Linked DNA regions of Homo sapiens: region 2 is linked to region 1. The links are chromatin loops, found by intact Hi-C in ENCODE. Cell type or tissue: B cell. All regions are shown on one strand. Region 1 overlaps BICD1 (BICD cargo adaptor 1). Region 2 overlaps SINHCAF (SIN3-HDAC complex associated factor).

Region 1 (5,000 bases):
TTTACTGAGTACTTGTTCTCTGCCACACACTATTATAAGTGCTAGGGATACAGTAGTAATTAAAATACAAAACAAAAAAACTACAAAGATCTCTGCTTTCTTGAACTCACAAGAAATAGTTTAAAAGAGACCTAATCAATAAGTAAATTATGTAGTTTATTTAATTACAGTTCATTGTATACACTGTGTACATATGCAGGGATCCAGAAGGAGAAAGTTTGAAAGGCTAGGGATAAGATGTCTAGGAAAGAGGCAAATGGATAGACACATAGTAGTATCAGGTGTGTGATCTTTCGATTGCATGGTAACACCTATCAGAGAGCATTTACCAAGGAAGAGACACTAAACAATGAGATAGACAGAATGATGTGCATGACATGTCAGCCTCTGTCATCAGCCACTCCTGTGCTGGCACCATGGAACCATGAGCGTAATGGGGACTGTCAGTACATAACAGAAGTCAAACCTCAGAGCCAGGGTTCTGGGGGCAGGGCTCTAATTCCCACAAGGAGGAATGGTTTCTTACTAGAATGTGACTGAGGTATTATTCATTAACTTCGTGCTCATTCTAAATTTTTTTTTTTTTTTTGAGACAGAGTCTCATTCTATTGCCCAGGCTAGAGTGCGGTGACGTGATCTTGGCTCACTGCAACCTCCATCTCCTGGGTTCAAGTGATTCTTCTGCCTCAGCCTCCCGAGTAGCTGGGATTATAGGCATGCACCACCACGCCTGGCTATTTTTTTATATTTTTGGTAGAGACAGGGTTTCACCATGTTGGCCAGGCTGGTCTCGAACTCCTGACCTCAAGTGATCCACCCGCCTTGGCCTCCCAAAGTGCTGGGGCTCATTCTAAATTCTATCTTAGCTGTCATTATCTTCCATTTGAGACCATGCATTTTGCCAAAATAACTTTTAGATGATGCGGTTTAAGATGATTTTTTGGCAGTTTGCTTTTAGATGATGTTGTGGCAGCTCACATGAAGGAGTTTCCAAGAGTTAGGTCCTAATTAAAGAGGAAATGAATTTTTAGAATGTGGCCTGTTATCATATTTCCAGCACTATTACTGATAGTCGCTATATTGAAAAGGAAAGCCCCTGTTACATAATTGACAATGACCACATTTTAGTAAAATTTGAAATTTCCAGAAAATATAATTTCTAGTGTTTCTAAGACAAGAAAATTCTCCAGTAGATACAATGCATCTTTCTGATGAAATGACTCCCGTTCCCCTCCTTCCACCATTGCTGCAGGTTTCTATTAAAATAGACAGTCTATGTATGATAGAACTACAGGGCTATGACCTAGGAAGAGGAAGTGACTGCACAGAAATGACCTAAATAGAAATCGTGTCTGTGCTTAGATGAGGAAGTCTGTATATATCACTATTAAAAGTTTAAACAAATTTGTGAGAAGCAATGAAAGTCTCTATAGACTATGGATATAAAAATGGATGCACAAATAAATGGAGAGAGATGACACGCTTATTCATCATGCTGCCTAACAAGCCGTGAGACAGATGTGTAATTGGGGCAGAGAACAGTGTACATTCTTTATACTTTAGAATTCTCTTCTCCATTCTAATTTATGTAAGCTGGAAGTGAAGATAGAAGAGTCTGTTCTTGAGTTAAACTGCCGACCAAGACTGAAAATTTGTCCAGCAGAAGCTCTTCAACACAGAAAAATTATACTGTAATTTTCTTTTCTTTTTGTCTTTTTTTTTTTTTTTAAATAGGATCTCGCTGTGTCACCTAGGCTGAATGCAGTGGCACAATTATAGCTCACTGTAACCGCGAACTCTTGGGCTCAAGGGATTGATCATCCTGCCTCAGCTTCCCAAGTAGCTGAGACTAGAGGCATGCGACACTGTGCCTAATTTTTACTTTTTTTTTTTTTTTTTCTGTAGAAACGGGGTCTCACTATGTTTCCCAGGCTGATCTTAAAATCTTGGCCTCAAGGGATCCTCCCGCCTCAGCCTCCCAAAGTTCTGGGATTACAGGTGTGAGCCATCGTGCCCAACCCTGTAATTCTTAACAAAAGAACCAACTGAATTGATGTGAAAGTCTTAGTTTATAGTTACCTTATACATTTTTCTCCTTTAACCAAGACATTCGCATGGGAACTGCTTCTAGCCATGATGAAGTAAGAAAGGACTTAGCTTTTTATTGTGAGCAATTAGAGAACTGAACGAAGTACAGGAAGCAGCTGTTTTCAGACTGAACACGAGGCCTTGTAAGACTAATCTCTGTTAGAGGGGAAACAGATGGGATGAGCATGAGAAACACCTGGGCCTTCTGCTTGGAGGCAATGTATAAACTGCAAGTGCAAGAAGGGGAAACCCAGAGACCCCAGAGGCCTCGTGGAGGTAAGGAGAGGGGGCTCTGAGTTCAGAAGGCTAAGGCAGCTGGAAGTTGCAGAGTAGAATTCTGGAAAGGAGCGACCAGCACAGAAAAATAACTCCAGGAATCTGCATAAGGATTTGCTTAAGCCCTTTCTGTGTACAAGGTCGCACATGCCTATTCTGCAAAACATCACGCAAAATGCAGCAGTTACAAAGAAACAGGACAAGGTCTCTGCCTCTTAGGGGCTAAAATATAGTGAAGAATTTCACACTGGTAATAATTTCCTTTTTGCTCTGACATCTTAAAAATTCTATTTAGGCTGGGCATGGTGGCTCACACCTGTAATCCCAGCATTTTGGGAGGCCAAGGTAGGTGGATCACTTGAGGTTAGGAGTTTGAGACCAGCCTGGCCAACAATGGTGAAACCCCATCTCTACTAAAAATACAAAAATTAGGAGGGTGTGGTGGCACGTGCCTGTAGTCCCAGCTACTTGGGAGGCTGAGGCAGGAGAATTGCTTGGACCCAGGAGGCAGAGGTTGCAGTGAGCTGACATCATGCCACTGCACTCCAGCCTGGGCGACACAGCAAGACACTGTCTTAAAAAAAAAATTCTATTTAATTTCTAAAAACATTTTTTACTGTAACAAATGTTAGAATGTTATCAATTCTATATGTATTTTTTATGGAGAAGGTATTGTAAACATATAGCCAATCATTCATTCCTTTTAGTAGTTCAACAAATACTCACTGAGTGCACACAATATGCAAGAAATTGTGTAGATGCCGGGATTTTAAAAAGGATAGGATCTTGCCTCTTCCTCAGAGTTTATAATTTAGTTGAGGAGATATACTTAAGAGCTAATAACAATATTTAAGATTTATTGAATCCGTACATGCAAGTAATGTTCTAAGTATTTAGTACATAATAATTCATTTACTCCTCACAACAGCATTGTGAGATAGGTATTAATATCACAATTTTATAGACAAATAAATTGAAGCACACAGAGATTATGTAAATTTGCTTAATGATTTGCATTCTGTAAGTGGCAGAGCCAGGATCTGAAGCCTTGCAATCTGACTCTAAAACAGCTGCTATTAAATATTAGTGTATGGTGCTTTAAAAAATGAACTACTCTACTTGCAGATGTTTTGTGGTAAAAAAAATTTTAAAGAATTTTTTAATGAACTACTACTCATCAAGCATTTATTGGAGGCCCTACCCATGCAAAGCACTCTGCTAGACAGCAAGACTTAAATACGTGTAGAACAATCCCTCGCTTCAAGAAAACTATAGTCCGCATATGATTAACTTAAAATGATTATTATGGATTAATATTTGAAAACATCCATAATATATCACATGACTCCTGCAGGAAAAATATGCATTCTGAGTCTCAATTTACTTATGAATGAACTTTTGGAGTACCTTATTGCCAGGTGAGAACTGGCTCTATGATGTGTTGCAAATAATTATTTAGCATGCATTCTTTTATTTGTTAATACTTGAAACATGTTCTCACATTCTTTTCTGTAATACTTTTTTTTTTTTTTTCTTTTTGGGATGGAGTCTCACTGTCACCCAGGCTGGAGTGCAGTGGCGTGATCTTGGCTCACTGCAACCTCTGCCTCCCGGGCTCAACCAGTTCTCTGCCTCAGCCTCCCGAGTAGCTGGGATTACAGGTGCCCACCACCACACCTGGCCAATTTTTGTATTTTTAGTACAGGCAGGGTTTCACCATCTTGGCGAGAGTGGTCTTGAACTCCTGACCTCGTGATCCACCCGCCTCGGCCTCCCAAAGTGCTGGGATTATAGGCGTGAGCCACCATGCCTGGCCTTTTCTTATTTTAAAATGTTCACCAATCATGAAATAGAAGTCCTTTGGTGCTGTATGGTCACCCATTGTCTCAGTTTCCTAGGGCTGCTGTTATAAATTACCACAAACTTAGTGGCTTTTTTGTTTGATTTTGAGACCGGCTCTCACTCTGTTGCCCAGGCTGGAGTGCAGTGGCCAGATCATAGCTCACTACAGCCTTGGCTGCCCGGGCTCAGGTGATCCTCTCTCCGAAGTAGCTGGGACTACAGGCGTGCACCACCACACCTGGCTAATTTTTTTTTTTTCAATAGAGACGAGATTTCACCATGTTGGCCAGGCTGGTCTCAAACTCCTGAGCTCAAGCGATCCGCCCACCTTGGCCTTTCAAAGTGCTGGGATTACAGGCGTGAGCCACCACTCACAGCCTAAATTTGGTGGTTTAAACAGCAGAGTTTGTTCTCTCACAGTTCTGGAGGCCAGACACTTGAAATTAAGGTGCTGGCAGGGGCCATGCACCTTCAGAAAGCTCCTGCTTCTGGTGCCCCTGGCATTCCTTGTCTTATGGCAGCAGAATTCCAATCTCTGTCTCTGTCTTCACATGGCCACCTTCTCCTTTGCTGTCTCTTATAAGGATACTTGTCATTGGCTTTAAGGCTCACTGTAACCCAGGAGATGGACTCATCTCTAGATCCTTATCTTAATTACATTGGCAAAGACCCTTATTCCAAATAAGTCACATTCTGAGGGACCAAGGGTTAGTATGTGTGGAGCTCTGTGGTGTATCTTTTGGGGGCCACTATGCAATCTACTATACTCACCTTATTTATTCTTATTTTTTGTC
Region 2 (5,000 bases), 950 kb after region 1:
CTACCCGTTTCTGTGTACTATGTACAGCCAGCACCTGGTTGTAATACAAGACTTAGTTTCTGCTCTACAGCGGTTTACTATTGAGTAGAGGAGATAATGCAGTAAACAAGAAGTGAAATCTTATGTGGTAGGTGTTCTAATAAAGGTATGGAAGGGTTTTGTAAAATAAGTAATTCTTAAGAGAATTTCCCAGGTCAAGGGGATAGAGGGTAAGCCGTCTCAGGCAGAAATAACAGCCTGAGTAGAGGGTGGCTAGTTATTAAAGTTTGTTTGACACTCCTAGAATATCAGAATTCCAAGTTGGGAGCAGCTGGTAGGCAGGAGCAGATCCTGAAAAGCTTTGAATTCCTTGCCAAGGAGTTTAGATACTATCATGAAGCCAGTGTTGGTACCTTGGAAGGGAAGATTAGTAGTTGAACTTTAGGAAGATATCACATGTTTAAAGGATGTAGGGAAGTCAGTTACAAGGTTCTGACAGGAGTTCATGCACCATGATGAGGAACAAACAGGCAGTGGGGATGGAAGTGAAGGAAGAAACAGAATTTCTAAGGACTTCACAATAAATTTGATGGAGGGCCATGCAGAGGGTGAAGGAAGAGCTCAGTTGGCTTCCAAGTTGTTTTTGTGTGACTGTGGATGACAACCAAGATAGGTAAATAGAGGAAGAGCAGATTTGGAGGGAAGATTATATAATCAATTCTCAGGGTATTTAAAGATTGGAATGGATTGGTGGTCAGTTGGCCATATTTATCCTAGAGCTAAGGGGAGAGATTGGACCAGGGAATGAATAATAGGTATTACCAATAAGGTTGGTTAGTAACTTCCTGCGAGTGGATTGCCCAAAGACAGAAAGCAAAATGATACCTGAAATGTAAGAGGAAAAAAAGAGAGAAAGAAGAAAGATTGGTGAGTAAAAAGAATTGTCAGAGCTGAGTGCATACCTTGTGCCGATCTTTGTGTTGATGTTGTGTTGATGCTTTACAGATACTATTCAGGAGATTTGGATTTGTCATTATTATTTTGAGACTGAGCTTTGCTCTTGTTGCCTAAACTGGAGTTCAGTGGTGCGATCTTGGCTCACTGCAACCTCTGCCTCTGGGTTCAGGCAATTCTCCTGCCTCAGCCTCCTGAGTAGCTGGGATTACAGGCGCACGCCACCAGGCTGGGCTAATTTTTTGTATTTTTAGTAGAAACGGTGTTTCACCATGTTAGCCAGACTGGTCTCGAACTCCTGACCAGGTGATCCACCTGCCTCTGCCTCCCATAGTGCTGGGATTACAGGCGTGAGCCACTGTGCCCGGCCTGTCATTATTTTATAGATGAGGAAACAGGATTAGTGAGGTTAAGGAACTTTCCTGAGGTTTGGGTCAAATCAGGTGTGTATACTATCATGTATCCATTTTCTTAACATTTTTCTCAAGTTTGAAAATGGGAGAACAGCTTCATAGAGGAGTATATGGGGCTTTTCATGACCTTAAAGTCTCCCTGAAAAGGCTAAGTTCCTCTTTTCCCACAGACCTGGGCTTAAAAGAAAATCTTTAGTAATCAGAATTTTACCTTCAGTTAAATTTGTTGTATATATCTTGGGATAGATAGCATTTATTTTTCTGTAATGTGCAACTCTTATAAATTCAAGGAAATAAACAGAATTTCCCAATGTTACAGAAGGGCAAATAAAATTAGGAGTGACTTCCTATTTAGTTGTAAAGACAGAAGCAGAAATATACTCCAAATTGACTCATTGCAGACCCAAGTATGGTTATATTTTCTAACTCATAATCATCCATTAAAAGCAAATAAATATTCTTTCTGACACTTTCAGTTTTTTTTTTCATGTACTGGAATTCCTCTTAATCTAGAATTGGGAGACCTAGTTTTGTTTCTCTTTTTTTTTTTTTCGCTCTACCAAAATTGGAGGGGCCTGGTGTTTTACACTATCTAAAGCCCAGAGACTTGAATTTGTAATTTTATTTTTAACCTATGCCATTTCAGTTGAAGACTTGTTTATTTCTGAGTTTGACCTCTTTCCTATATAGGATGAGTTTTAGGCTCTTCTGCCAAGTGTGGATTCCATAGACAGCCACAGTTATAAATGCTTTACCATATAATTTCTCAGAGACAGGGCACATGTTTGAAGAGGCTGTTGGCAAACAAGTGGGGTCTGCTACCCCTTTCTCAGTTTTATTCTAGACAGATTTACATTTATCCCTTAAAGTTAGCTAAATTCAGGAATTTTGCTGAGATGTAGGCTGCTATCTAGAAGCAGGTAAGAGGAAATAATGTCTTACTGCTCCATGGGTTTCCTTAACTGCAGATGAAACATGTCTCATTATTGGGGAATACTGCAGCCAAATAGCCTAGCCGCGGGAGAATACAAAGCATTTAGTCCTGTTGACCGTTTGTGAAAAGTGTTGCTCCAGTTACACTGTTAGTGTTTACTGGATGCTGTACTTAAATGTGATTAATGATAGCATATGATTGACTAAAATGGTGTCAGTGGTGGCATTACCAATTACAGGAACTCAAGTATCCCCACAGTTTGTGATCGCGAGTATTTTTTCGTGTTATTTCTTTTCCTTTCCCATCATCATGATTTCTAGTTTGGCTCTAAAGAAATGCATCTCCTTCACTTCAAAGTTGTCTTTGGTTGCTTAGTTCTTTTTGTCTTTGTTCACTGCTGCTTCCTTCCCACTTTACAAATCTTTCGCTTGTCTCCTGTCTGCAGTTTCCTTCCCATTCTGCTCTGTGTGTATTTAGATCTTACCAGTCTATTTCGTAGTCTCTCCCATGGAGTGTATTTTCTAATTTGTATCTCTCCATCTGTATGTCTTTGAGGAAGTTTATTTAAGCTCTCTGTGCTTTTTTAGATTACTCTTAAGGTGTGTCTTGATAACCAAGGTTATTGGAGAGTGATGCTCTTGGTTAAAAAAAAAAAAGCAGGAGGTAGTAAAGTGAAAGTAAGCTTCTTTTATGCTTGTACTCCTCAGAGGCAACCACTATTTACTATTTTTAAGAACCAATTTAAAAAGAAGTTTGTGTAGTTACAGTCTCATTTTAAAAACATCCTGTGAGATTATACTGTATTACTACTGTTCAACTTGCTTTAAAGGTTGAAACAGCGTGCTGTGGTGTTTCAACCATAATTTAACCAGTCTGAAAATTCGTTGACATTTAAGTCACTTCAACTATCTTGTGTTTTTTTTTTGTTTTTAAAGACTTAGGCCAGTTGATTTTTAGAAAGAAAAAAATGATAATTAGAAGCTAGGGTTTTGGTTTATTGGAAACTTAAGGATAGTTTCATTTGGGAGGTTGTTCCCCTAATTTGTGCATATCAGAATTTCAGTTCCCAAGATGACTTGGACAGTTGTGAAGTTAACTGTTATTTACCACGTTTGACTATTGCTCTCAATTTTCTTCCATCTAGTCCACCCAGTGGTATTACTGAGTTTTGAAAGGTACTTTTGAATATTAAAAAACGCTTTACTTCTGAATATATAAAAAAGCCAGAAGAAGGAATCTAGAAAGTGGAATTGGGGAAGTTAGAGTAAATAATGATGTCCTTCAAAGCATGCATGCCAACTAAGGTGAACTTAACATATGTTAAATTCATCGTAATAAGAACCCTCTCCATATCCTTAAATGTGAGTTAACACCCTTATAAAGATTTAAAAAGACAAGAAAATAGTTGAATTAAATTCATCACCTTTTCTCTGTCTCCTATTCCATATTAAAAAGGGTACTAAAGCTCTAAAATTTGCATTTCAGTATTTTTCATTCTGTTTCCTGGTTGGAGCTTAAAATGAACAAGTATTTAGTATTGCTGAGATTTATAAGAGATAATCTTTAATCTTATTTATCAGAAAACTTTTCTTAAATAGCGTCTTTAATATAAACTATCGCTGTGAAACTCTTTTTCTTTCCTATGTATATTATTATATTCAGTAAACTTATGTGTTTAATTAGATGTAAAATTAGACGTTATTCTTGATCTTTGGCTTCCCAATTTCATTAGATGGGATTAGAATTGTCCCTTTTGTGTCTTTGATATATTGTGGTTATCTCATCCCTTTCTTGACTCATCAGCACCAAGGTTAGATTCATTAAGTTAGATTCATTAAGATCATTAAATTTATATGAAACCCACAGCTTTAAAGTAGAAGAAAACCCTACAAATCAGCCAAAACAGATGTTTAGAATTGATTGTTGTGTTTTAAAACTTTATTTTTTTGTTTATATATATTGTCCATATAATTAGTTATCTTTTTAAATTGCTTTTGCTGACTTAGCTATTACCTTTAATCTTTTTTAACTTTGGGATATTCAGTTTATTTGGTCAGAGCTATAATTATGGCATGGTTTTTTTTTTATTTTTTATTTTTGAGATGAATTTTTGCTCTTGTCCCCAAGGCTGGAGTGCAGTGGCACAATCTCGGCTCACTGCATACTCTGCCTCCCGGGTTCAAGCAATTCTGCTGCCTCAGCCTCCTGAGTAGCTGAGATTTACAGGCGTCTGCCACTACTACGCCTGGCAAATTTTTTTATATTTAGTAGAGACAGGGTTGCGTCATGTTGGTCAGGCTGGTCTCAAACTCCTGACCTCAGGTGATCCACCCACCTTGGCATCCCAAAGTGCTGGGATTATAGGCTTGAGCCACCACGCCCGGCCATGGTTGATTGTTTTTAACTGTTACAGTATTAAAACAATTTTTGGGTTTTTGGCTAATAGTAGTCAAAGAAAGAATGCCAGTGAAAGTGCTTTATAAAATGTAAAGTGCTATACAAATGACAACTTAAAATTTAAGCAACACATTTATTACACCTGTGAAAGCAAATAAAAGAAAAAACTGATCAACACAGTCCTCCTCTAAATTTCTTTCTGGCCCAGGAATGTGTGTATATTGCAAAAACAGCTATGTCAGAGATAAGCGTTACAAACTCCCATAAATAGGCATGTTTTAACTGTAACCTTTCAAATCCTGAGGAACTTCTCAAAATGTTTG

What was found. A loop is a pair of places that touch in the nucleus more often than their neighbours do. Peaks named below come from ENCODE experiments on the same cell type or tissue, not always from the same donor. Only the 100,000 strongest peaks of a DNase experiment are listed, where the experiment ranks them.
Region 2: a loop joins it to region 1, with 5 times the contacts of the local background. A loop is called at or near these places in 4 of 110 quality-filtered maps.

The regions. Positions count from the first base shown.
Region 1 is chr12:32,262,447-32,267,446 of GRCh38, reverse strand. All of the region lies in intron 2 of BICD1 (BICD cargo adaptor 1), which reads right to left. Among named protein-coding and RNA genes, the nearest start is that of FGD4, 130 kb to the left of the region's middle. RefSeq lists enhancers at 1,234-1,343, 2,258-2,307, 2,348-2,397. In B cell, no CTCF peak of the experiment used is centred here; DNase peaks (open chromatin) are centred at 1,336 and 2,206; H3K4me3 peaks cover 1,223 bases; H3K27ac peaks cover 3,542 bases.
Region 2 is chr12:31,315,550-31,320,549 of GRCh38, reverse strand. All of the region lies in intron 1 of SINHCAF (SIN3-HDAC complex associated factor), which reads left to right. Among named protein-coding and RNA genes, the nearest start is that of FLJ13224, 6.3 kb to the left of the region's middle. In B cell, no CTCF peak of the experiment used is centred here; DNase peaks (open chromatin) are centred at 103, 1,479, 2,739, 3,369 and 1 weaker place; H3K4me3 peaks cover 1,642 bases; H3K27ac peaks cover 4,224 bases.